Regions from separate parts of the Homo sapiens genome. Here region 2 is linked to region 1. Evidence: read pairs that join two places in POLR2A ChIA-PET (ENCODE). Cell type or tissue: MCF 10A. All regions are shown on one strand. Each heading gives the region's core, and the rest is flanking DNA. Links, peaks and the distances in the headings are about the cores only.

Region 1 (12,747 bases), core at 2,577-10,576:
TGAGATTCCGTCTAAGAAAAACAAAACAAAACAAAAAAAACACTGTGCTAAGTGAAGAAGCCAGTCACAAAAGACCACATATGTATGATTCCATTTATATAAAATATCCAGAATAAGCAAATCCATAGAGACAGAAGGTAGATTAGTAGTTGCCTAGGACTGGAAGGGAGGATGGAATGGGATTTATTGCTAATGGGTGTGGGGTTTCTTTTTGGGGTGATAAAAGTGTTCAAAATTAGATTTTGGTGATAGTTGCACAATTCTGTGACTACACTAGAAACCACTAACCTGTACATTTTAAATGGAAGAATTTTATGGTATGCAAATTATATTTCAATAAAGCTGCTAATAAAAAAATTCTTAACCTCTCTGAACCCAGGATCCCACATCTGTATAATATTACACTGTGTGCTGAGAATTAAATGAGATAGTGAATAAAGTGCCTGCCAAAGCCCAAGACATAGTGAGTAATTTAGATAAGGAAGTTTTCTAGCAGTTTTCCATGAAATGTAACAGGAAAAAACAGTAATATGGTGGGTTTGATTGTTTTGAACTGTAGGATCTAGTTAAAATAGAGTTACGGTTTCTTCTTAATCAAGAAAGTATATCCCTTTTCAGTAGATATTAAAGACTGATATTTAGCCAAAATCATTCACAAGCTAAAATATCACTCTTCTTTTATATAAACAGTTTGCTTTCAGATGAACAGATTTCTTCAGGAATTTGAAGTAGTAAAATCTAAATATACGGACAAATGAGACTTCAACAAAGATTTCAAGCAAATAAATATATTGCTTTAAATTCACGTTGCATCTACAAGATGCACTAACAATATATTTCCAGTGAGAGTTGGAGTCAAGTATTTATCTATCAAATAAATTCAGTCGAGGTCTATAAGATGTAAAAAATAGTAATGTGTATTAAGAATCTCCAAAAGTATATGTAGTTGAATACATTCCCCATAATTTCATCATGGAATCCTTTTCCTCTTAAATATGCATATGTGACCAGTGTTCTATAAAACACACTTTGGAATACTGATATGCAAATAATATATATGAAATAACTCTGGGCCAGGCAGGGTAGCTCACGCCTGTAATCCCAGCACTTTGGCAGGCTGAGGAAGGTGGATCATGAGGTCAGGAGTTCGAGACCAGCCTGACAAGCATGGTGAAACCCCATCTCTACTAAAAATACAAAAAATTAGCTGGGCATGGTGGCGCGTGCCTGTAGTCTCAGCTACTCAGGAGGCTGAGGCAGGAGAATTGCTTGAACCTGGCAGGTGGAGGTTGCAGTGAGCCAAGATGGTGCCACTGCACTCCAGCCTGGGCAACAGAGTGAGACTCCGTCCCCCTGCCTCCCGCCCCCCCCCGCCCCGCTGCCAAAAAAAAAGAAAGAATTCTTCTCCACAAGTACCAAATGCACAAGTGGGCTTTTTTGCATCTACGAAGGCATACCTGTTGTCTTTGTGATGCTGATGAAAGGCATGTTCCTTATATCCAGGAAAAAAAGCACACTAATTTTGCCTGTAACTTCAGGTGTCTATATCTCCTCTCCAAGGGACATAGCTGGTTTAAAATTCTTCCAAAAAGTGAAGAATCTCCTTAAACTATGTGTCTCAACTTTTGCCGTGAAAATTAACAATCTTCGTAATTCCTTTCAATTTTCTGTGTTTCAGACATTAATGATGAGAGTTTTACACATGAACATTGCTATCTCAGTAAGAGCAATCTGTCTCATCTTTTCAAACAAAAATATGAAATTCTTAATCCTTTTCTAAAGAATATAAGCATTGTGAAAATTACATGATCAAAAATAACATTCACAGTAATACTGAAGTGTCTCAGTTCAGAAAACAATGCAGAATAATTACCTTTTGTATTAGTGTCACCTTTCATCCATACTCCTTGAAGACAACCAAACTTTACATTTTCCTAAAGTATTCTGGCATTTGTTCATATGCACTAAACTTGGGTTTTGAAAACTGAGTCCTTGTCCTCACAGATTCATTTTAAAACAAAAGATTTATCCACCACATCTTCCCTGGCTCTAACAAAGGAAAGGAATAAGTCAGAAAGAGGAAAATGTATCAGAGAGAAACTTGAGGGCGCCTCATGATTGTAGGGGGATTGGCAGATAGGCTTAAAAAGAGAAATGCAACACCAGCAAACTTTTTAAATTCACATATGAATCTACTATGTGTTTGATAGTTATGAGGGGTGTTTCCCATCAGCCACTGTTCTAGATATTCACAATAAAAAGTTGTTTCCTACTTGTGAGATGGTCTAAATCACTGTGTTCAATAGAAATACAAGGTGAGCCACATATGCAACTTTAAATGTTTTTAATTTACTTGTAAATTTGCATGAGTAAACTTAATTTCTTTTGATACACAGTTCTATGAGTTTTCACAAGTGAACGCTGTATTAATTTTCTATTGATTCCAGAACAAAATGCCAGTTTAGTGACTTCAGGAAAACAAATATAGTACCTGAAGGCTCTGTAAGTCAGAGTCTGGTAGGATTCTCACTGGGCTAATATCAAGTTGAGGTCAGAGCTGTCTTCCTTTATGGAAGCTCAGGAGATAATTGTTTCCTTGACTTTTTCCATCTCCTAGAGGCTGACCACATTCCTTGGCTTGTGGTTGCCTTGCAAAGGCAAGCTAAGTCCTTTTCAAATTTCCTCTTTTTCCATCTCCCTTTTTCACCTTTAAAGATACTTGTGATGATACAGGGCCTACCTGGATAATCCAGGATAATCTCTCTATTTGAAGGTACACTGATTAGAAACCTTAATCCATAACCTTAATTTCCCTTTGTCATGTGACCTAACATATTTACTGGTTCTGGGGATTCAAATATGAACATCATTGTCAAGGGCCATTATTCTGTGTATCACAAGGGCATGAAGTCATGTAAACTCCATCATGGTCAAGACAATAAACAGTTTCATCTTCCTCAAAAATTCTCTCTTCCTCCTACTTTGTGCTCAAATGCTCCCCCACCCTAACCTCTGCAAACACTGATGCATTATCGATTCCTTTTGTATGTCCCTTCGAGATGTCATATACATGGAATCATACAGTAGTGGTCTTTTGAGTCTGGCTTCCTTAAATTAGCATAATAAAATAATTATCCATCTCACTGAAAGTTTTCAATTGTTCCTTTTTATTTCTCAGTAGTCTTTCTTTAATCCCTTCACCAGTTAAAGGACATTAGGTTGTTTTGGAAATTATGAATGAAGCTGCTTATAACTATTAGTGTACAGGTTTATGCACCAACATATTTTCATTTCTCTTGAGAAAATACCTAGGAGTGGAATAGATGGGTCATATAGTAAGCATATAGTTAACTTTGTAAGAAACTGCCAAGCTGCTTTCCAAAGTGGCTGTACCATCTTACATTCTCGCAGGTGATCTATCTATGCCAGTTGCTCAAAATCCTCATCAGCATTTAGTATTGCTGTTTTTATTTATTATAGCCATTCTAATAGGTATGGAGTGGTATCCAACTGTGGTTTTAATTGGTATATCTTCAATGGCTAATGATGTTGCACTTCTTTTTACGGGCTTATTTACCATCAATATATCTTCTTTAGTGAATTGTTTAAATATTTTGCACATTTTACTTTTGGCTTGTTTTCTTATTAATGAATTTTTGAGTGTTTTTCATATGTTATGAATAAATCTTTTTTTCCACTCCTTTTCCTGAGCTGTAATAAATGTTCTTTATGAGATATTCTATTTGCTATTATTTTCTTCTAGTCTGTGGCTTTTCTTTTCATTCTCTAATAGGTTCTTTCAGGGAGCTAATGTTTTAATTTTGATGAGGTTGTATTTATCTTTTTTAAAACAGATTGTGCTTCTGATGGTGTATTGGAGAACTCTTTACTTAGTCAAAGATCACAAAGATTTTGTTTGCTTGCTTTTTTTATAGTGAATTAAATTGACTTACTTTTGAGTGTTGTATTCCTGGAATGTGCTCTACATAGTTATGAAGTATTATCTTTATCAAAATTGTTGAATTTTATTTAGAATTTTTACATGTATATTCTTGAGGAATATATGTCTATAGTTTTATTTTCTTGTGATGGCTTTGATTTTGATATCAAGGTTGTAGTGGTCTCAGAGAATGGATTGGGATGTATTGCCTCTTCTTCAATTTTTAGAAGAGTTTACCTGAATTGTTTTGATTTCTTACTTAAATGCTTGACTGGATTTACCAGTAAGGACATCTGGCCCTGGATTTATCATTGTAGGGAGGCTTTTAACTACAAATTTAATTTCTTAAGTAGATAAAAGGCTGTTTGCGCTATCTTTTTTTTTTTTTTTTTGAGTTAGCTTTTGTAGTTTAGGTCTTTCAAGAAATTTGTCCATTTCATATATATTTGTCCATTTCATATACGTTGGCTATCATTTTTTTGAGTTAACTTTTGTGGTTTAGGTCTTTCAAGAAATCTGTCCATTTCATATATTTGTCCATTTCACATACATTGTCAAATTTACTGGCATAAAGTCACTCATCGTATTCCCTTATTATCTTTTAAATATATACAGAACGTGTAATGGTCTCATTTCTATCATTCCTGACATTGATAGATTGTGCCTTCTCTTTTTTTTCACAATCATGCTTGCTAGAGTTTTATTATTTTTATTGATCATCACAGAAGTCCAGCTTTTTGCTTCAATATTTGTCTCTACTGTGTTCCTGTTTTTTACTTCTTAGATTTCAGCATTGACTTTATTATTTCCTGTCTTCTGCTTACTTTGTTTTTAATTTGCCTTTTTTCTAGTTCCTTGAGATGCAAACTGAAGACACTGATTTGAAACCTTTCTTCTCCTCTGTTATGGGTGGTTAGTGCTATAAATTTCTTCCTAAGTACTACATTAGCAAAGTCCTGCAAATTTTGATATGTTGTGTCATTCAGTCCAAAGTACTTTCTAATTTCTTTTTTGATTTCTGCTTTAGCTTCTGGGTTATTTTGATGTGTGGTATTTAATTTTTAGATACGTAGCAATTCTCTAGAGATATTTCTGTTATTGATTTCCAATCTATTCCATTGTGATGAATGAACATACTGAGTGTATTAGTCTGTTTTCATGCTGCTGATAAAGACATACCTGAGATGGGATAATTTACGAAGAAAAAGAGGTTTAATGGACCCACAGTGCCACGTGGCTGGGGAGGCCTCACAATCATGCCAGAAGGCGAAAGACACATCTTACGTGGCAGCAGGCAAAAGAGAACTTCTGCAGGGAAACACCCCCTTACAAAAGCGTTGGATCTTGTGGGATTTATTACTATCACAACAGCACAGGAAAGACCCATCCCCATGATGCAATTATCTCCCACAGGGTCCCTCCCACAACACCTGGGAATCGTGGGAGCTACAATTCAAGATGAGATTTCAGTGGGGACACGGCCAAACCATATCACTGAGTAGGACTTTAATTCTTTTAAATTTATAAGGATTTGTAATATAATGCAGAATATCTCCTATCTTGGTAAATATTCCATTCTTTGCACCTGCAAAGAGTGTTTTGTTGAAGTCTTCAACATACTTATTGATTTTCTGACTACCTACTTGATGTGGTTTGAATCTGTGTTCCCATCAAATCTTACGTGGAATTGTAATCCCCAGTGTTAGAGATGGGACCTGGTGGAAGGTGATTGGCTCATATGGGTGGAATTCTCATGAATAGTTTAGCACCATGCTCTTGGTGCTGTTCTCATGAGAGCGAGTGAGTGAGTTACTGTGAGATCCGGTTGTTTAAAAGTCTGTGTGTACTTGTACCCTACAACTTCAAGTATAATAATAACAGAAAAAAAAAAGTCTGTAGCACCTCCCTTCTCACTCTTTTCCTCCTGCTCCAGCCATATGAAGATACCTGCTTTCGCTTTGCCTTCCACCTGAGCAAAAGGTCCCCGAGGCCTCCCCAGAAGCAGAAGTCGCATGCTGCCTGTATAGCCTGCATAACAATGAGCCAATTAAACCTATTTTCTTTATAAATTACCCAATCTCAGGTATTTCTTTATAGCAATGTGAAAATAGGCGAATACACTAGTCTATCAGTTATTAAAGTGGAAATACTAAAATATAGGCTATAGTTGTGGATTTGCCAATTTTTTTCTTGCAGTTCTATCAGGTTTTTTTTAAATGCATGTTGAAGCTCTATCATTTTTTTTTTTTAGTTCTCGAATTTCCATTTGGTAGTTTTTTACTTATGTCTTTGCTGAGAGCTTCTATCTTTCAAGAGCATTAACTTTATCTCACAGAAGATGGTTATAATAGTTGCATTAAAGTCTTTGACAGACTATTCCAAGGCTTAGGTCATCTTATGTTTGGCATCTATTTACTGTCTTTTGCCTTGAAGACAGTAAATTTTTCAGATTTTTCTCATTCTTATTATGTCACATAATTTTGGATTGTATCCAGAACATTTTAGTTTCATCTTGCAAGTTTGTAGGTCCTGTTATAATCTAAAAAATGTTAATTTTTTTTAGTAACTGATAATTAACATGATTAGCTTCAGACTGTCAAGAAGTTTCACCTTCAATGATGGTGGTCCCAATGTCAATTCTGTTTTCAAAGTCTTTACTGTGCTCTTTGGGCCAGGCTGATGCACGCTGCACTTGGAGAAGAGCCTGAAATTTGAGTCATAGTTTATATTGTAGTTCAGCCCTCACAATCTTTGCTATGCCTTGGTGTTGTTCCACACATACTTAGCTCAGGGTGAGTCCAAGAGTTATGTCATTACATACCCGAAATTTGGAATTCTATTTCTTCAGCTCTTTCATCTCTGAATTTTCTCCCACATGTTCCCATAATCAATGACCTTTTTCCCCTGGTATCTCTAGCCAGAAAGATTGAATCTTCTTAGATGTTTAGCCTCTCACAACGTCATGTACTTTTGAGTAAATAGGGTTACTTTAAGGTTAAGTGGAAAAAGAAAAGAGAATGAGAAAAATGGCATGGATTGTACACACTCTGGACAATAGGAGCTTCTTTTTAGCTCCTCTGGCTAGAAAGACAAGCCTTCTGCCATGGTTTTAGGTTTTTCTTCACTGCCAGACATCTATGCAGCTCAGTTACTGAGCTGCTCTGGGCAGGGTCTGGAGGTAAATGATTTAAAAAAGGAGATGGGGGATTCTCCCCACATTCTCCAGCATACAGAGGTCCTTTTTACTTGTCTTTAGTCAAAAAGAAGGGATTCTTCCCTAAAGCATTTGCTTTCAGCACCTGCTGTGCAGTTCTAGGACTTAAACCCCCTCTTGAGACAATGCTGACAGACAAAGAAAACAACAACACGAAACTCACCTGCCATATCCCACCCCTCTGCTCTACCCCTTTTGGGTCATTACTCATGTTTTGACATCAATCTTCAACCCACTTGCTGTGGTTACTTTGCAGAGATCTTGGGCAGTTCTATTCACATTCTGCCCAGATTTTTTAGTTGTAATCAGTAGGAGAGACAGACTACACTAGACTTGTTCCTTAGCCAGCCAACATATATAATTTCAACGAGTTGGCTTCTCTCTTACTGGCTATCTCACCATGTGACAGGTCTGCTCCCCATCACCTTTTGCCATGATTGGAAGTTTCCTGAGGCCCCACAAGAAGCAGATGCCAGCACTATGCTTCATGTACAGTCTACAGAACTGTGAGCCAAAATAAATCTTTTTTCTTTATAAATTACCTAACCTTAGGTATTCCTTTATAGCAATGCAAAATGAACTAACACAAGTACACAGTATATATCCTATATGAAAGTTTTGTTTCTACATTTCTGTCCCTGTAACATCATACTTATACTTATTTCAAGGTCTTCCTCATCAAAGGGGATATGCTATTATGGTACTAGCCACAAATATTTATTTATTTTTGCAGTGCCTTATACCATGTAAGCCACTTCTGAAGGGATAAACTAGAGAAATGACTTCTGTGGTGCCAGTCTCGACCTCCTGACCTCATGATCCTCCCACCTCAGCCTCCCAAAGTGTTGGGATTACAGGCATGAACCACCGCGCCCGGCCAAGTATCTTATTTCTTTTTCTATTTGATAGCTAATCGTCAAGAATCATTTTGGAATGCTTCTTGGCAAATCTGTATGGGATGATGGCCATAAAATGAGATCTAAAACTGAGCTGCATTTGAATAAGAACTTAGCCTCTGTATTAATCCTCTCCTCACCCCCTAAGCATCTCTTACTTGGGTATGACAATCACTTTAAATTCCACAAAGCAAGGAAACTTAGAAGCAAACAGGCCCTTCTCCAGGATTTGGTAAGTATCTAGTCCTGAGCTTAAGTGGGGCCCCACCATGAATAGGGGACCAGTTTACAAAACATATACATAATAGGATCTCAATAATTATTTCTTTGAATAAGAAAAATATGCTATGTTTGCTATCACTATTCACAGACCAATTCTTTTTTTTTTTTTTTTTTTTTTTGAGACAGGGTCTCACTCTGTCAGCCAGGCTGGAGTACAGTGGTGCAATCTTGGCTCACTGCAACCTCCGCATACCAGGTTTGAGCAATTCTTGTGCCTCAGCCTCCCAAGTAGCTGGGATTACAGGGACACACCCTCACACCCAGCTAATTTGTGTATTTTTAGTAGAGACGGCATTTCACCATGTTTCCCAGGCTGGTCTCGAACTCCTGGCCTCAAGTGATCCACCCGCCTTGGCCTCCCAAAGTGCTGGGATTACAGATGTGAGCCACCATGGGCAGCCCATAGACCAATTATTTAAAAATCATGTAGGCATTCTCTTAACCAGAGAATGTAGGTTTCAATATCCTGCTATTCTATAACACAGAAAGTTTCCTGAATTTCTGGAATATGTAATACCTTCACCTCCGAGGTTTAAGAAACTACATGAAGATTCCATCCTTAAATTATAAATGTACAGTTTTCATGGTAATCTTCCTGGTATTTTTAAGCAATAATAAAATACTTCCAGAAAAAAATAATACGGTCCAGGTATGAATACTGCTCTGAAGAAAGAAGAAATTGGCAATCTTAAAAGCGGAAGAGCTCCTATATATCTAAAACACTAAAATCTTCCAACTGACAATAACACTAATATGTGAGTTCAAGTGGTTTATTTGGAGGCAATCCCAGGAAACATTAGTAGGAGAGCAGCAGGAAGACAGAGCAAGGAGGAAAGGCAATCTTTTGTGTATTAATAGGCAGCTTATCACATGAGCAGCTAGAGCTCCATCCAACTGGGGACCTTTGGAAGAGAGTGTAGAACACATCTTATTCAGAGTTGTCTCACTTGCGGGGTGAAGGTTGAAGACTGCTCCTTGGACAATGCCTTCTCCATTTCCTCATACTTCACCTGCCTGTGATTGGGCCAAGCCTGGTTCCCATTGCCCAAGAAAGCTCTCAGGAAGATGCTCAAGTGCTTGCAGTAAGAAGCAATCAGCTTGCAGGGGATGGTGAGGGCCACTAGCTTCGCCTCTGTCCTCTTTGTTTTTCAGTGTAGATGATAATTGCAGGAGACTGATGTAGTCCTCAGCACAGGCCACGAAGAGACTGTTAGAAGGAAAGTGGAGGAAGATTGATTATTCTGATGACTCTTCACCATGTAATCTTGTATTCTGATGACTCTTCACCATGTAATCTTGTTGAGTATAAAGTCAACCCTGAAGAATGAAATCACATCTTTCCTGTTTTGATATATGCATTGCCAATAACTAACACAGCTAACTAAAAGTTATTTTCTCTCCTTTTTTCCTTTGTCACTGGATATTTTTACTGTGTTTTGGTCGCTTAAGAGTATCATTTACAACATGTCTATTCTAAGTCAAGCAAGAAAAAGAGCAGTTTGTTCAATCTTTTATCTCCACTATATTGGTTTAAAGGATCATCTCTCTCTACACCCTACAGTTGCCTTTAGTTCTACATTTATTGGAAGCAACCAACCCCAGTGGTGGCCTATTTAACACCAGCACAAAACCTAGAAGGTTTAATTGAAAGCACTGGCATTCAAGCTGTGCTTAGTAGCTTTCAGAAAAAAACTATGTATTTAAGACCGGTATTGAGTGGAACCCCATGGGTCTCAGGGCACAGAGCCCAGGGAGCAAGATCTGAAAGAGCTGAGAGAATGTCCAGTCATAAGTGATCACAATTGTGACTTAATCTAATAATACAGAATGAATAAATTGTTAATAGTTTAGATAAGGGACTGTCAAAATAAGATTAAAATAGTCTTTCTCCCAATAAAAACAAAAAGATTATAGCACCAACCTATTCCTTTTTTATAGCTGATAATTATTCAAAGATACAGAGGAGATCAGCAAGGTTATTTTTTGTCACTGCACTGCTTGACAACACGTCTCAATTATTACCCATTGTTCAGGATTAATGTCATTTTTCTCCCTATAATACATACAGTTAGAGGATTTTTATGGCTATAATTTCCACCACCATGAAACTAAAACAGAGCCAGAAATTTTTTTTTTTTTTTTTTTTTGAGACGGAGTCTTGCTCTGTCACCCAGGCTGGAGTGCAGTGGTGCGATCTCAGCTCACTGCAAGCTCCGCCTCCTGGGGTCACACCTTTCTCCTGCCTCAGTCTCCCGAGTAACTGGGACTACAGGCGCCCGCCATCATGCCTGGCTGATTTTTTGTATTTTTAGTAGAGATGGGGTTTCACCATGTTAGCCAGGATGGTCTCGATCTCCTGACCTCGTGATCCGCCTGCCTTGGCCTCCCAAAGTGCTGGGATTACAGGCGTGAGCCACCATGCCCGGCCCAGAAATGTTTATATAATTATAACTTCAGTGTTTAGAAAGCCCATGTCAGAATTGTTAACGAGATATTATGCATTAAAAAATTAAAGTAAATGTACCAAATAAAAGCTTCATGAAATAGGTAGAGAGGTATCACCATGTCCTCATTAAGTAAACTAGAAATTGTTCTGTATTGGTATTTTATTTTCAGGCTAATGTTTTACCAAATTGCTTTTTTTTTTTGAGGCACTTTATATTTAAATGTGTTTTTATATATGTGTTTATATAGGTTTTATATGTGTGTGTATGTGTATTAACCATTCTTCCTCAAAATAATTCTCCAGAGAGATTACAAATACAACTAATTGGTCACTACTTTTCTGAACTCCACAGTCCACATATAAATCTGCCAAAACTTCTTAGTGAGTAAATAAACCATTCAAATAAAAAAAGACTCAGATTCTCCACAGAGACCTAGTACACTACTAGGCAGACCACTGATAGATATTAAATATCAAATGAAAGATCATATGAATAGCACACTCTGTATATTCAGACACTTAGTCGTGACATTCATAAATATTTATTGAACCCCCAACTGTGTGTGCATAACTATTCGAACCCTTTTGGAGAATACCAAGAAGCATCCTACCTCCCGTCTTCATTTTTCTCCATAGCATTTATCATTTTCATGTATACTATACATTGTATTTATTTGTTTTCTTTATTGTTCTCCCCTACTAGAGCAGAGGTTCCCAAACTTTTTGGCACCAGGGACTGATTTCATGGTGTTACCAGTAGAGGGTCTTGACTGCAAGTTGTCCAGGTTCTTGGCGTTTTGAACAAAGAATTGGAAAAATGCGCAACAAAGCACAGAAAGAATGAAGCAACGAAAGAACGAAAGCAAGGATTTATTGAAAATGAAAGTACACTCCACAGTGTGGGAACGAGCCTGAGCAGCGGCTCAAAGGCCCGGATACAGAATCTTCTCGGGTCCAAATACCCACTGGCCACTTCATGCTCACCTCATGTAAATGAAGTGGTGGCCTGCAATCAGAGGAGTTGCGAAGAGTAGTTACAAAGTGGACTGAAGTGGAGTTAATGAAGTTCACACTCCTGTGCAAATATCTGATTGGTTGCTTTTTGTAATCAATCACAGGCTAAGGTGGAGTTACAAAGTTGCACTTCTAGGCAAAGGAAGACTGGACCGGCCATCAGTCTGATTGGTTGCGGACAGCCAATTTCCCATCTGCTTGGCAGAAAAGGTCGGGGGTTTGCAAAGGGAGTAGCCTCTGGTCCTTTTTTCCCTTAGGCGTGGAAAGTTAGGGTTTTCCTTTCAATTTAGTTCTAGGAAGTCAGCATGAAACGACCTTAGGTTCCCTCACTCCAGAACCTATACTCCTGCCTCAATGGAAGACACAAGTTTCCATGGATGGAGGGGGGATGGTTTCTGGATGAAACTGTTCCACCTCAGATCATCAGGCATTAGTTAGATTCTCATAAGGAGTGTGCATCCTAGATCACTCATACGCGCAGTTCACAACAGGGTTCGAGTTCCTAGAGAATCTAATGCCACCACTGATCTGACAGGAGGCGGAGCACAGGAGGTAATGCTGCTCACCTGCCACTCAGCTTCTGCTTTGCAGCCCTGTTCCTAACAGGCCTCAGACCGGTATCGTGGGGAGACCCCTGCTGGTATCAATTGGGGACCCCTGTACTAGAGTATAGATCCTTTGAAGTAGAGACTACATCAGATGCTGTCAGCATACTGACTTTTATCCCCTGATATGGGTTGAATTGTGTCTCATAAAAAATATATGTATTTGAAGTCCTAACCCCCAGAACTTCAGAATGTAACTTTATTGGAAAAAGTCTTTACAGAAGTCATCAATTCAAATGAGTTCATTGGGGTGGGGCTCTAATCCAATATGACTGGCGTCCTTATATAAAGGGGAATTTAGACACAGACAGAAGACAAAGTGAAGACAGAGGAAGAACACCATATGTAGA
Region 2 (12,747 bases), core at 2,136-10,135, 1.2 Mb after region 1:
TGATTTTATTATGCTTGTGGATTCTGCTGGTCAGGAATTCAGAAAAGGAACAGTGAGGACAGCTCTCCCCTGCTCCATGGTGTCTAGGGTCTCAGCTAGGATGACTCAACTGGCTGGGCTGGAGAAGCTGGGCCAGGAGGGTCCACTTTCCAGACTGCCTCCTCAGTGTCACACCTGGCACCTGGGCTGGGAAGGCCAAAGGGTGAGACAAGCCAGGACTGTGAACTGGATCGATGCAGCCATAAACAAGCCCACCAGGTTCAAGGGGAGGAGATTAGCCTGTCTCTTAATGGGAAGAGTAGCAAAGAATTCATGAGCATGTTTTAAAAACCACCATGTCCTGTTTCCACCCTCCCCTCCCCTCTGCCACAATCCACTAGACTTTCTCTATACAGCAGCCAGTGCTGCTGAAATAAAATCCAGAGATGTCATTCTTCTGCCCAAATCCTTCCCATGGCTCCCATTTCACTCACAGCAAAAAACAAAATACTTACCACGACCATAAGGCCCCACAGCCTGGCCAGATCATCTGTGACTCATCTCCTGCTACTTTCCCTGAGCTCACTCTAACCCCAGATGCTGCACAGCCTCTTCACTGTTCCTGGAGCCAGCCACCCATGGCGTCCTCCCACCTGCAACATTTGCATTTGCACTCCTCATCCCCCGTCCTGGAACACCCTTTACCCAGACATCCACAGGGCTCACCCTTCTCCTACTTGAAGTCTTCACTCACATAGCACCTTCTCTGTGGGACTCAGGCTCACATGCTTTCTAAAATTGCAACCCACCCCCCAACTTCCTGGCCCCTTTCCTGCTTAATTGTTCTCTTTAGCATTTAAAAACATCTGCACATGTGCACACACACACACACACACACAGAGTCACACATATACCTACACACATAAACACACATGCATGCACACATTAATTTATTTCCTATCTGTTGCCTGTCTCCACATTTAGACTGTGAGGTCCACCTGGGCAGGAATTTCTATCTTTTTCACTGCTGAATCTCTAGTACCTAGACCAGAGCCTATATGTAATAGGAGCTGAAAAATATTTATGGAATGAATAAAGACTATCTGTTTTTACAAATCTGTTCTTTGCAAGAACTCCCATTTAACATACCTAGATCTCTAAAAGACTAAGAAAGCTCTGCTCATATGATCCACAGACTTCTTTGTAAACTTCAAAGTATATAACCTCTTATTAATTAATTCACAGGTTTCTTAAGCTTTGTTGGACAGCATGGCTACTATTTACTACCACCTTTTTAAAAATCACAAAGTCATTAGATTACTTTGGTGACCAGGTAACAACATGCTTCTCTATTGCTATCCAGATATGATATACTCCAAGCTTGGAGGTAGGGAGCATGCTTTAAGCAGTGGAACTTTTTGAAGAGAATGAAAATAGAAATAAAATATTATTAATTCATCTTGATCATTCCTGCTGCATCTTAGCAGGAGATGAAATATGCCTGGATTAGAGGGAAAATGACTAATCTCCCAAGGTGTGTAGGGCTGTCATCAGCTTCTAATAAAATACTGCATTCTCAGAGTCGAGTGTCCAAGAAAGTAAATGCGATCTGTTTTCCTATGAATGACCCATATATGAGACGACTTTTAAAACTTTTATTTAACAAACTTTTACATTGCACTACATGCTAAGAACTTTACAAAAACCAACTCCGTTGACCCTCACAACAACCACGTGAGGTTGATACTGTTACTATCGTCATTTTTTAGATGACTAAACTTAGTCATGCAAAAGTTAACTAAATTTGCCTGAGATAAAACATATAGTTAGCAGTGCAATCTAGTCACAGGACCTGTCTTTTTATCATTAGATGAAATGCCCTTTCCTCCACCATTTTATTGTAAACATTTGCAAATTTATAGAAAACCTTATATAATTCTAAATAAATATTCATATATCTACTACCTAGATTCTAGTTAGCATTTTGCTATACGTTTACTACTTGTCTACCTATCTATCTATCTATCCATCCATATGTTTTATGCATCTCAAACGAAGTTGTAGAATAAATACACTTCACTTCTAAACCCTTCAGCATGCATACCATTAACTTCAATATTTTTCTATAGTTTTTTTTCTTTTGAGGTAAAATTTACATACAATGGAATGCACAAATCTGAAGTATATCATTCAATGAGTTTTGACCTGCATTGGCTTTTGATTCCTTTTTTGGAGAAAGTTTCCTAATGTAGTTTTGACTGTGGAAAGATGAACTAAAACTGCTCACTTAAAATTAAAGAGTTTAATCTCTGGAGAAGAGAACTGGCTAATGTGTAAATCATCATCTAATGACGTAAAGGAAGAGCTCACCAGAAGGCTGTCTTCTAGAGAAATTCCCCTGCTACACACTCATAATTCCACAGCGATCAGCAGCTATTTTCCTCTTTGTCTTTAGTGTAATCTCTCCAGCAGGAAAGGAACTTAGTTCAGTAATCTTTACAATTCCACTCCATCCCCTGTCTTCTTGAACACATGAAGAAAGCAAAGGCCAGGAATTATAATAGTTTGATGATCCTTAAAATAATGTCTGCTATTGCAAATTTCTTTAGTATCAATTTCAAAATTGATATTGTGAACTTGTATTTGTCTCATGTTACAAGCAAAGGCACTCCTTTCCTATGGCCCAAAATAAGAGCCACATGTAGAAAACTTCCTTTTCTGCGTGTCACAGATCACCACGTCAGAGAAAATAATTATACAGGTAATAACTGCTACCATACATGAGGACACTACTATATGTTCACCCTTTTATAAATATTGTCAATCCTTACAATAGACTTTCAAATTTCACATATAATGAACCAAGATTTGAAGAAATCAGATGATCACCCACACAGCTGGCAGGTAGTGGAAGCAGGATCTTCTGACTCCTAATATCACGTAACCTCACCCTACAGCCTTATCACCCTAGTAACCTGAATCATTATGTAAAACTTGGAAGCAGGATTTGACTTTCACACTTCCTGAGCTTGAATCCCAGCTTCATGGTGGTGTGACCTTGCATAAGCAGTTTAATCTCTCTGTGCCTCAGTTTTCTCACCTGGTAAATGAGGTGAATAGTAGTGCCTACCCTATTGGATGGTGGTGAGAAATTAATAAGATAATGCATGCAAAGCCTTAGAACAGTGCAGGCACCAGAGGAAATTCTCTACAAATGTGCACTATTACTAATATTGACCCTTGCAAGAATCTGCCTTATGTCCCTCTCTGCCCCTTCTTTGGTGAAACAGTGCCAGAATATGACAAGAGGTTGCATATTGGTTGACCTGCAGAAACCTTTTTTTAAAACTTCTATTTTAGGTTCAGGGGTACATGCACAGGCCTGTTATATAGGTAAACTTGTGTCACAGCAGTTTGTTGTACTTATTATTTCATCATCCAGGTACTAAGTCAAGCACCCATTAGTTATTTTTCCAGATCTTCTCCCTCCTCCCACCCTCCACCCTCCATTAGGTCCCAGTGTGTGTTGTTCCTCTATACCTGTCCATGTGTTCTAGGCATTTAGCTCCCACTTCTGAGAACATATGGTATTTGGTTTTCTCTTCCTGCATTAGTTTGCTAAGGATGATGGCCCCCACCTCCATCCCTGCTCCTGCAAAGGACATACTCTCGTTCTTTTTTATGGCTTCATAGTGTTCCATGGTGTATGTGTAACACATTTTCTTTATCCAGTTTGTCACTGATAAGGATTTAGGTTGATTCCATGTCTTTGCTGTTGTGAATAGTGCTAAAATGAACATATATGTGCATGTTTCTTTATGGTAGAACAATTTATATCCCTTTGGGCAGGTACCTGGTAATGGGATTGCTGCGTTGAGTGGTAGTTCTGTTTTTAGCTCTTTGAGGAATCATTGCACTGTCATCCACAATGGTTGAACTAATTTACACTCCCACCAACAGTGTGTAAGTGTTCCCTTTTTTTTGCAACCTTGCCAGCATCTGTTATTTCTCAACTTTTTAGTAATACCCGTACTGACTGGTGTGAGATGGTATGTCATTGTGGTTTTGATTTGCATTTCTCTAATCAGTGATATTGAGGTTTTTTCATATGCTTTTTGGCCACGTGTATGTCTTCTTTTGAGAAGTGTCTGTTCGTGTCCTCGGCCTGCAGAATCCTTTAACACACAGTGACAGAAATATACTTGAATAAAGCATCAATACGTCTTCAAATAAAAACAAACTGAATAGTAGAGTATAATAATATTAAGAAATTAAGGTTAGGTGCGAACAAAGTGCAGTGTTGAAACTCGGATGACCATAGCAGACCCTGCTGGTGCCATGTCCACTTCTGCTCTTGGCGGTTACCATTTCCATGTGCACAGCCTCCTCTCCAATGGCCAATTCCCATGCCCTTTTTCTGAGAACTTTCTGAAAAACTGTTACATGTCAGACACTGTTCTAGGAACTGGAGCCCGTTCTTCCCTAGTGGGCATCAGGCCAAAAGCACCGGAGATTCAACACCCCCTAGAAGCAGTGCTCAACCTTTGACTGATGGGAGCTGGATGATAAATACCCCAGCAGCCTCATCCTTCGGGAAAGATAATTCTTAGGTGTGTTCTACACTGTCTTCTGCAGACCCCGGTGGAAGCGAGCTCCAGCTGCCCACACTGGTAACTGCCTTAAAAGCACACCGTTCATTGGTTTCCTTCCCTTTTCTGGCTGGCTCATCTCTCCTCCTCTAACAGTGCTTCCTGGGATAACCTTCCAAATAAACAGGTTGTATTTGAATCTTTTATACAGGTTTGCTTCTGGAGAACCCAAAATTAAGACAGTGATTTTTATAAAACACGGCCAATTTTTACCCCTTTAACCTTCAGCATCAACTACAATGATCCTTACGTCTGTACGTCCCTTTCACATCCAGGATCTCATTGTACCCTCAGTCATCCAGGAAGTGATCCAGTGCTGTGAAGCAGATAAACAAATGCTACTGACCTGTTTTAGGATGAGAAAATGGGGCTCAGAAAAGTGAGATCAAAACCACATAGATAATAGAGACAGAGCTGGATAATATTATAATGCCAGACACAGACACGCCGACTCTACATTCAGGAATGCCTTCAAGGGCTGGGTGCAGCAGACACCTGTCAGGCCCTTATTCAGTGCATACAACTCCGTCCACTTCCCCTCATAAGAACAGGAAGGAAGGAAAAAAATCAGAGCCTCTGTTCTTCAGTAATCTATTTCAGCACGCACACACACACACACACACACACACACACACACACACACGCAAAAGTGTCAATTTAGTTATTAAACTGCCCAGAGGAACAGCTTTGGGAATCAGTCTTACTAAAATTTTAAAAATCCATGCGATTCTAAAAGCCTCAAAGAATAATACTGATTTCTACCTAAGACTTTTATAGCTAGGCAGCAAAGTGATTTTACATGGCATATCAGATAGCAAAATTTTCTACAAATCTCTCTTAAACAATTATTTACCTTTGTCATCACATCTCTATGTTTTATATGATGTATATTTCTTAGAATACCTTCTTTGGAGTCTTTGACCAGCCTCAGCTCTATTCTTAAAATCTTGACATTACGAATGGTTAATTCTAGACCCAGCAAGGGCACACGAGTCAATTCACGCCTTGGTTCCTTTGTTGAGTTTGCCCAAGGCAGAGGCATTGATGACACGGTTGGAACTCTTGGGTTCTTGCAACATAACATGCTTTTCAACCACCTACTTTGATAATTAGTCCTAAGGAAACTTGGCTCCAGAACTTCTTACATATTAGAATAATAATGGCAGAACGGATATCAGATCTCAGAGAACCATGTTATATGATTTTTTTTAAGATCTTAGTAATACATTTCTCAACAGGACCAGAAGTTTCTGTTCACAAAGTGTGAAAGCTCAGGGGGCTGATGTCTGGTGATTCAGTCCAGTGGAATCAGACTTCAGAATTTCATAGACCTGTGAGTTTTTTTTAAGTGAATTATATTGTACCAAAGTTTTTATTCTGCCATGATTCAAAAGATCTAATAACCCCTTATCCACTATCACTATCGTCCATAAATTCACCCTAAAAGATATTATGGACATGATGTCTGATTAAGAGACAGTCCCTAGGAAGATGTCCATATATGTATATACTTGCAAGCATAATATACTTATATGTTACACATATATATCATTTTTAAATTTTACCATACATCAGTGAAAATTTTCATACATGTCTTTAAAGTGTTATAGACTAGTATTTAGGAACTATTAGACTAACCAACAAGTAGATACAAGATAAGAATGGACTATTCTTCTCTGCTGGTTTTGCATTTTGTCAAAACCAGGATCAAAGCCAACAACAGTAACTAGCTTCCACTTCCTTTAAGGCTGAATTATTTATGCTTTGTTCTCTCACAAGAGTGTGATATTCAGACCTGGAACACAGCCTTGGGACACTCGTATCCTTTACTGCTGATGAAGCTATTTGGCTATTATTTTAAAATAGGAAGCAACAGAGACTCAAACAGGTATAGTCACTTGCCCAAGATCTCAAAACGGCCAATCCAGGGCAAGACATGCCTGTGCCCTTTGCCTGTAACACTGTACTCCCTTACACATCACAAAACCAGAAACAAACTCCGAAGGAGCCCTTGACAGTAACACTATTTGTCCACCCATGCAAATGATTTGGGGCACCTGGAGATATCCCACAGCTGAAGTACATCTCGGGTTAGTTTGTTAGCTTATGACAGGAGGGGCTGGCCTTTTCTTTAAGAATCCATCCTTTCCCATTGGTTCATTCTTAGCAAGACAACTGAATCACGTCCCTACAGACTGAGTATAGTACTCAGAAATAAAAGTGCTCCACATGGTGACCTGCGAAAATGATTCAATGGTTGAATTAAACAAGTCACAGACATCAGTTCGCTTTTGTTAAGTATAATGTCAATCTTAATATTCCAGTCAGATAACTCATGCTTTTCACCTATTCACTTCTTTCGGCTCAGGAGCTATGATGGCTAAAACATGCCTGGTTATACAAAGCTGGTTGATTCAGGAGTATTGCTAGTCAAGATTAGCCTTGCTCTGGGAGAGGTTATTTTTTCCTATATTATATGGCACTTGAAAACAATTAATCAGATAATTATAATTATGATCATGGATATTATTAGACTTTTTGGAAGCAAATTAATAAATTGTTGTGGTGCCATTTTCTTAGCGAATTACTTGTTTGGAGACAATATACTTATTTTTCATGGAAGCAAAAGGCTTTCATGAAAAGTAAAATAACATGTGCTGCTTTCAGTGCAAACAAAAGATCTCAGCCAGGGAATCCGTATATTTCAACTAAGTGTAATCTGTAAGGATACATTCTGTCTTCAAAGGAAACCAAAAGATGAACCAAGTTATATGGGGTAATAGGCTATGTGCAGCCACACACCAATTCCTAATAAACACACAGAGAAGGGAACAGCTGCTGAATCCTTGGCAAGTTTCTCTCTTTCTAGGTCAGAGAGCCTTCTGCTTCTACATGTGGCTGAATAGCAGTCCCTGTTTGGTCTAGCATCAGGGGACAGGAAATTTTGGGTGGGACCTAGGTATAGTAGCTCAGCAAGGAGGTGCAAGAAGAAATTGGTTTATTTTGATTCAAAAAGAAAAACTGTGGTTTGTAATCCAAGTTCAGTCCACGGAGCTCAGCCAAATGACTGTCAGAACCACATTGCATGTGCCTCCAGGAGCCCCACCCTCATAATAACTCATCCATGAGTCACTGGCTGCCCCTACTGTGAAGAAATGCCACAGGGCACACCACACTGTGATGTCAAAACACACCTCTGTTGTTGGTTCATTCCTGTGGAATTTAGGAGACTAGCCTTTTGAATTTTGGTCAGAGACTTGAAATTTCAGAACCAACTAAGTAAGCTGGACTCATCAAATTTTCTTCCACCACGAATATAAAAGAGATTTTAAAATGACTAACCACAAATCACTGTGAACCACTGAATACGGGGGCTCCCTGGAGATCTATTTACCACATCATCTTCCAATGGCCCTTTCAAGAACCATGCCTGATCAGGCTACCATTTGTTTAAACTCATCAGTAGCTTCCCGTGTTAAGATCAAAGCTGCAATCCTTAACACAATTTGCCAGCCCTGCATCACCTCCTCAGCCTATTCATTCTTACATTTGTTCCTTCATTCATTAAATATTTACTGGACCCCTGTTACATGTCAGACACTGTTCTAGGAACTGGGGTACTACTAGCAATGGACAAAGTGGATGGAGGTCCTCCTCCTGGAACTGACATTCAGCCATGCCTGCCCCTCCCTATCCATGAGCTACCCCAACCGCACACCCTCCTTACCATTCCTCAAGCACTTCCTTCTGCCTGGAAGACTTTTTATTCCTGGTAAACTCCTACTGATTATTCAGATTTTATTTAAAACTTCATTTTCTTTGGGGAGGACCTTCTCTTTTTCTGAACTAGGTCAGATCCCATCCTATAACCACTCCACAGCACTCTTAATTACTTATAATTTTCCTTTTTCTAAATATTGTTCATCCGTATTTCCTTCCAGACCAAGGGTTGGCAGCCTTTGATAGATAGTAAATATTTTCAGCTCTGTAAGCTATTCAGTCTCTGTTACAACTACTCAACTCTGCCACTGCACCGGAAATGCAGCCATAGGCAATACATGAACAAATGGATACAGCTGGGTTTCAATAAAACTTTATTACAAAATTAGGCTGCGGGCCATAATTTGCCAACTTCTGGACAATAGAACTTCCTATGATGATGGAAATGCTCTATAAATGTCCTGTCCAGTAAGGTAGCCACCAACTACATGAGAATATTGAGCACTTGAAATGTGGCTAGTGCAATCGAAGATCTCAATCTCTAAACTTAATTTAAACTATTGAAATTTAAATGTAACTAACGACATATGGCTAGCAACAATTGTATTGAACAGCATAGATCTAAACCGTGAGAGCAGGGCCTCTGTCCCTCTTGCTCACACCATTTCACCTGAACCTAGCACACTAGCTGGCACAGAGTTGGTGCTCAATATATAATTTTGGAATGAATGAATGAACAGATGTATAAACATGAAATAAATTATCAAACTCCTTGTCTCCTTTTCACCACTGCTATGGCACTTGGCTAGACTTCTTGCTCTCTAGTCTTAAAAGGTTCTATTTTTGTTCTATTTTGCACATGGTTTCTCTCCACTAGCCCATGACCTCCATGAGGCTGGGTGCTGTAAGACACTACCCAAGTGATCTTTCCCATGCCCAACACAGGTACACGCACGTGGAAGTCAAGCTTTGCACAGTGTTTGCAGCTACTAGTATTCACCTGAGATGGAAAAAGACTAAGTCCCATGGGTACTCTATTTCTGAAATATGTTCCAGTTTGTCATGTCTTAAAGATCTAACTTTTATGTTTCTTTCGGGCTTTAACCCTGGTATGTGGATTTGAGAGGATCAACTTAGTCCTGTCTTTTCCCGCTTCATAACCTTAGGCAAGTTGCTTAATGTCCTTGTGTCTCTCTTATTACGTGAAGATGATTCTAATTCCATTGCAGTGATCCACCACCTACTTCTTTGGAATAGCATGTAAGTAAATAAGAGCATGTCCATAAAAGCTTTTGAGCACCTGAGAGATAAACATTGTTCTCACATGGCATTTTATAATTGGTCAAGAACGTGGTAGTTATTCTCAGAGATATAAAACCAATAGTACATTGTTTTCTCTGATTTATCAGAATAACTCAATAAAAGCTCTGTGTTCCTCAAGTGAGCCAGCCAGTTATAAACAAGATCAGAATAATGCAGCCATTGCAGGATGGTGAAGGATAGCCACTTAGCTCTAAAGCTGAAGTAAGTCCAATTGACTTAGAACCTTCACCCTAGCTGTCATTCCAAGTGGGGTCCAGTTTACAAATATTTCTGCCCTGCATTTCTTCTGCAGTTCTGATAGGGGAACATCCCAATGAAAGCACACCTTTCTTTCACAACTACCTGAAAGACAAAGTCTGGCTTACCCTGCTATCAAAGGCGTTCCATTATTCAATTCCAGTGGACTCTATACAGCTTATCACCAAGTATATACCATTCAAGGCCCAGCCAGAGGCCCATGCAAGGCCATGTTCCCTCATTTCCACCCACCAATGGGTGCCCACACTGGTCCTCCTATCCTGGAAGGTCTTTACCACCTCTCTTAACTTTCCCAGTCTTGGCTCTCCCTCATTCACTCATTTCTTCAGCAGATATTCACTAAACACTCTGCTGGGGACTCAATTTAGACCCCTCCATGCAATCCTGCCTTTTGTGGGAATCCTTCATCCTTCACTCACCACTCTGGCTGCACCTTGCTGAAGCCTTGGCCCTCCTCAGATCCTCACTGTTTTGTTGGCTGACTTCTCAGGTGGTGAATGGGAAACTCAAGATGATGGGAAATTAAATTAACCTCTTATGAACTGACCTGATTAATCAATAGAAAGAAAGGGCTGGAGTAGCTAATATAGGAAAACTTGACCCCTCAAAGTTTCCATATTTGTAACTTATCACTCTCTTTGACTTCTGGGGTCAGTGAAGCCTAACACTTACAAAGACATGCTCAATCAATCAAGAACTAAGACTTGGGTCTTCTACAGAGTTAATTTTATACTTAAACTTCCTCAGACCTTGATTTGAATTTTGATCAGACCAGGTGTTTCCTAATACAGACATTTCCTTGAGGAGGTAATTTGGTTCTCAGACTTCCACCAAACCCTTCTAAGCAAAGGTTAGAAAGGAAAGAATTTAACAATATTCTGATAGTATGTGTGTATTAAGGTAATACTTGGTGTCATAATACATAAGCCACCAAATCCCAATGGCATAACCCAACAGAAATTTATTTCTATTCATAATAAATCTAATTGGTAGTGATAAGAAGTAGGGTTGGGAGGCGGTAAGGACTCTGTTCCTCACATTTCTTCAGAAAACCAGGCTAACAAAGGTTCTGGAATCTTTAATGTGTAGCTTCCAAGGTCATCTTGGCCATCAACATTCAGATGGCAACAGTGAAGAGAGGCTTTTATGAGCTAGTCATAGAAGTAACACACTTTTCTTCTATTCACTTCACGTTGCTCAGAACTCAGTCTTATGGCCACATTTGTCTTCAAGGGATGTCAGAAATGTAGCCTAGCTGTGAGGAGGAGAGGTAAATGGGTTTGGTGAATAGCCAGTCTTTGTCACACCAGACAATAGTGTTGAAATATTTAAAAGATAATAAGAGATAATGGAAGCTATTATTTTTGCAAGTGATCTTTTATTTTCTGTTCTTTCATTAATGAACAGAAAATATTTATTAAGTGACTTGCCTATTAAAAAATCTTTAAAATATTATTGTTATACAAGGTGGTGAGTGTAATGATGGTGTTATGCAGTGAGAACATCCAGCCTGGTGCTTTTTAGGAAGTGAAGCCAGAGCTGTGTCTTAAGGCAGGCAGAGTGTCTGTATGTGAGGTGGAGGTGAGGGAGAGGTGAAAGGGGAGAACAGTTGGGAAGAAACAGAAGAAACTGAAGAAATTACGAAAAGTGACGATATGAAGAAAGGCTAGGAAGGAATAAAAAGCAGGGTGTGAAGTGAGAGCCATTTGATACTGCTTAGGCAATAAATGGAAGGTGGAACATCAGAGATCAGGCAGATTATTGTCTTCTGTACCAAATAACTAAGCTCTATACTGAAAACCAACAATTCCCAAAGAGTTTTTCTCATGACATAGGTAGATGTCATGAAAGATAAAAGAAAAAAAAAATGTATTTGATATATGTACTGAGTTTCCCAAGTTAAATGGTTTTTCACTTCAGTATTGCTCACAGCACTTAACAAGTTGATTCAATCAGCAAATATTTATCCCACATCATGTGTGAGGCCATGTGTAGACACTGGGGACACAGTGAGGAATAAGAAAGATATTGCCACTGACTGCTACATCCTAGCTTTTGACATGAAAATCCCCAGCACAGGGCAAAGGTACATACTTTTTTTTCCCAAACTCTTTTTGTTGATGGCCATCTCTAGGGAGCAGATTAGAGTTAGACCTCCTGATGGTGTCCCATAATTCTTGTGGTCTTTCTTTATTATTCTTAATTATCTTTTCTCCTCTAACTGGAAAATTTATTTTCCAGAAATTATATTTGCAGAGAGTGGCTGAAAACATCTACATCTGGGGAAAGATGCCAACACACAGACATAGGAAGTACAGAGACCTTCAGTAAAATTTAACCCAACGAGAAACTTTACCATCACACATAAAATTAAACTACCCCAAATCAAGAACTAAATAGTGTATCATTTGCGTCAGTTCTACATGTAAAAACATACTTTTTGTTATTCACCAAAAAAAAAATGCTGTTATAGATGATGGTTGGATGTTAGAGCTAGAGAAAGAGTTGTCTAGCACCTGCAGAGTTGAGGAGTCAAAATCAAATAAAGAGACCACCCAGGAGGTAATTGCAGTGGTCCAGGAGAAAGGTGATGGGTATCTATCCTGATGTTCTCAATTCTATCTTGGGGATCTTTCTCTCTATTCATTGCTACTGTGCCTATCCTTCCACTGCTCAGCAGTCAAACCTTTGATCAATTCTTCCCTCATTCATGAAACCTCCCCTGCCTTTTCCAGCCAGTGTTAGCTTCATGTTCCTCCCAGTTCTCACAGCTGTTCCCTGAACATCTCTCTATGTACCATTTGTCAGCTTTCAGTCT

Evidence for each region. Peaks named below come from ENCODE experiments on the same cell type or tissue, not always from the same donor. Only the 100,000 strongest peaks of a DNase experiment are listed, where the experiment ranks them.
Region 2: POLR2A ChIA-PET joins it to region 1 with 6 read pairs; 2 of 35 experiments call an interaction of 5 or more read pairs at or near these places.

The regions. Positions count from the first base shown.
Region 1 is chr20:11,800,901-11,813,647 of GRCh38, forward strand. It overlaps LINC00687 (long intergenic non-protein coding RNA 687), which reads right to left. Exons shown (of 2, transcript NR_110635.1): 2 at 9,087-9,539. Among named protein-coding and RNA genes, the nearest start is that of LINC00687, 63 kb to the right of the region's middle. In MCF 10A, for the core only: no CTCF peak of the experiment used is centred there; a DNase peak (open chromatin) is centred at 6,661.
Region 2 is chr20:13,022,410-13,035,156 of GRCh38, forward strand. All of the region lies in intron 1 of SPTLC3 (serine palmitoyltransferase long chain base subunit 3), which reads left to right. Among named protein-coding and RNA genes, the nearest start is that of SPTLC3, 20 kb to the left of the region's middle. RefSeq lists an enhancer at 7,072-8,271. In MCF 10A, for the core only: no CTCF peak of the experiment used is centred there; DNase peaks (open chromatin) are centred at 5,692 and 7,772.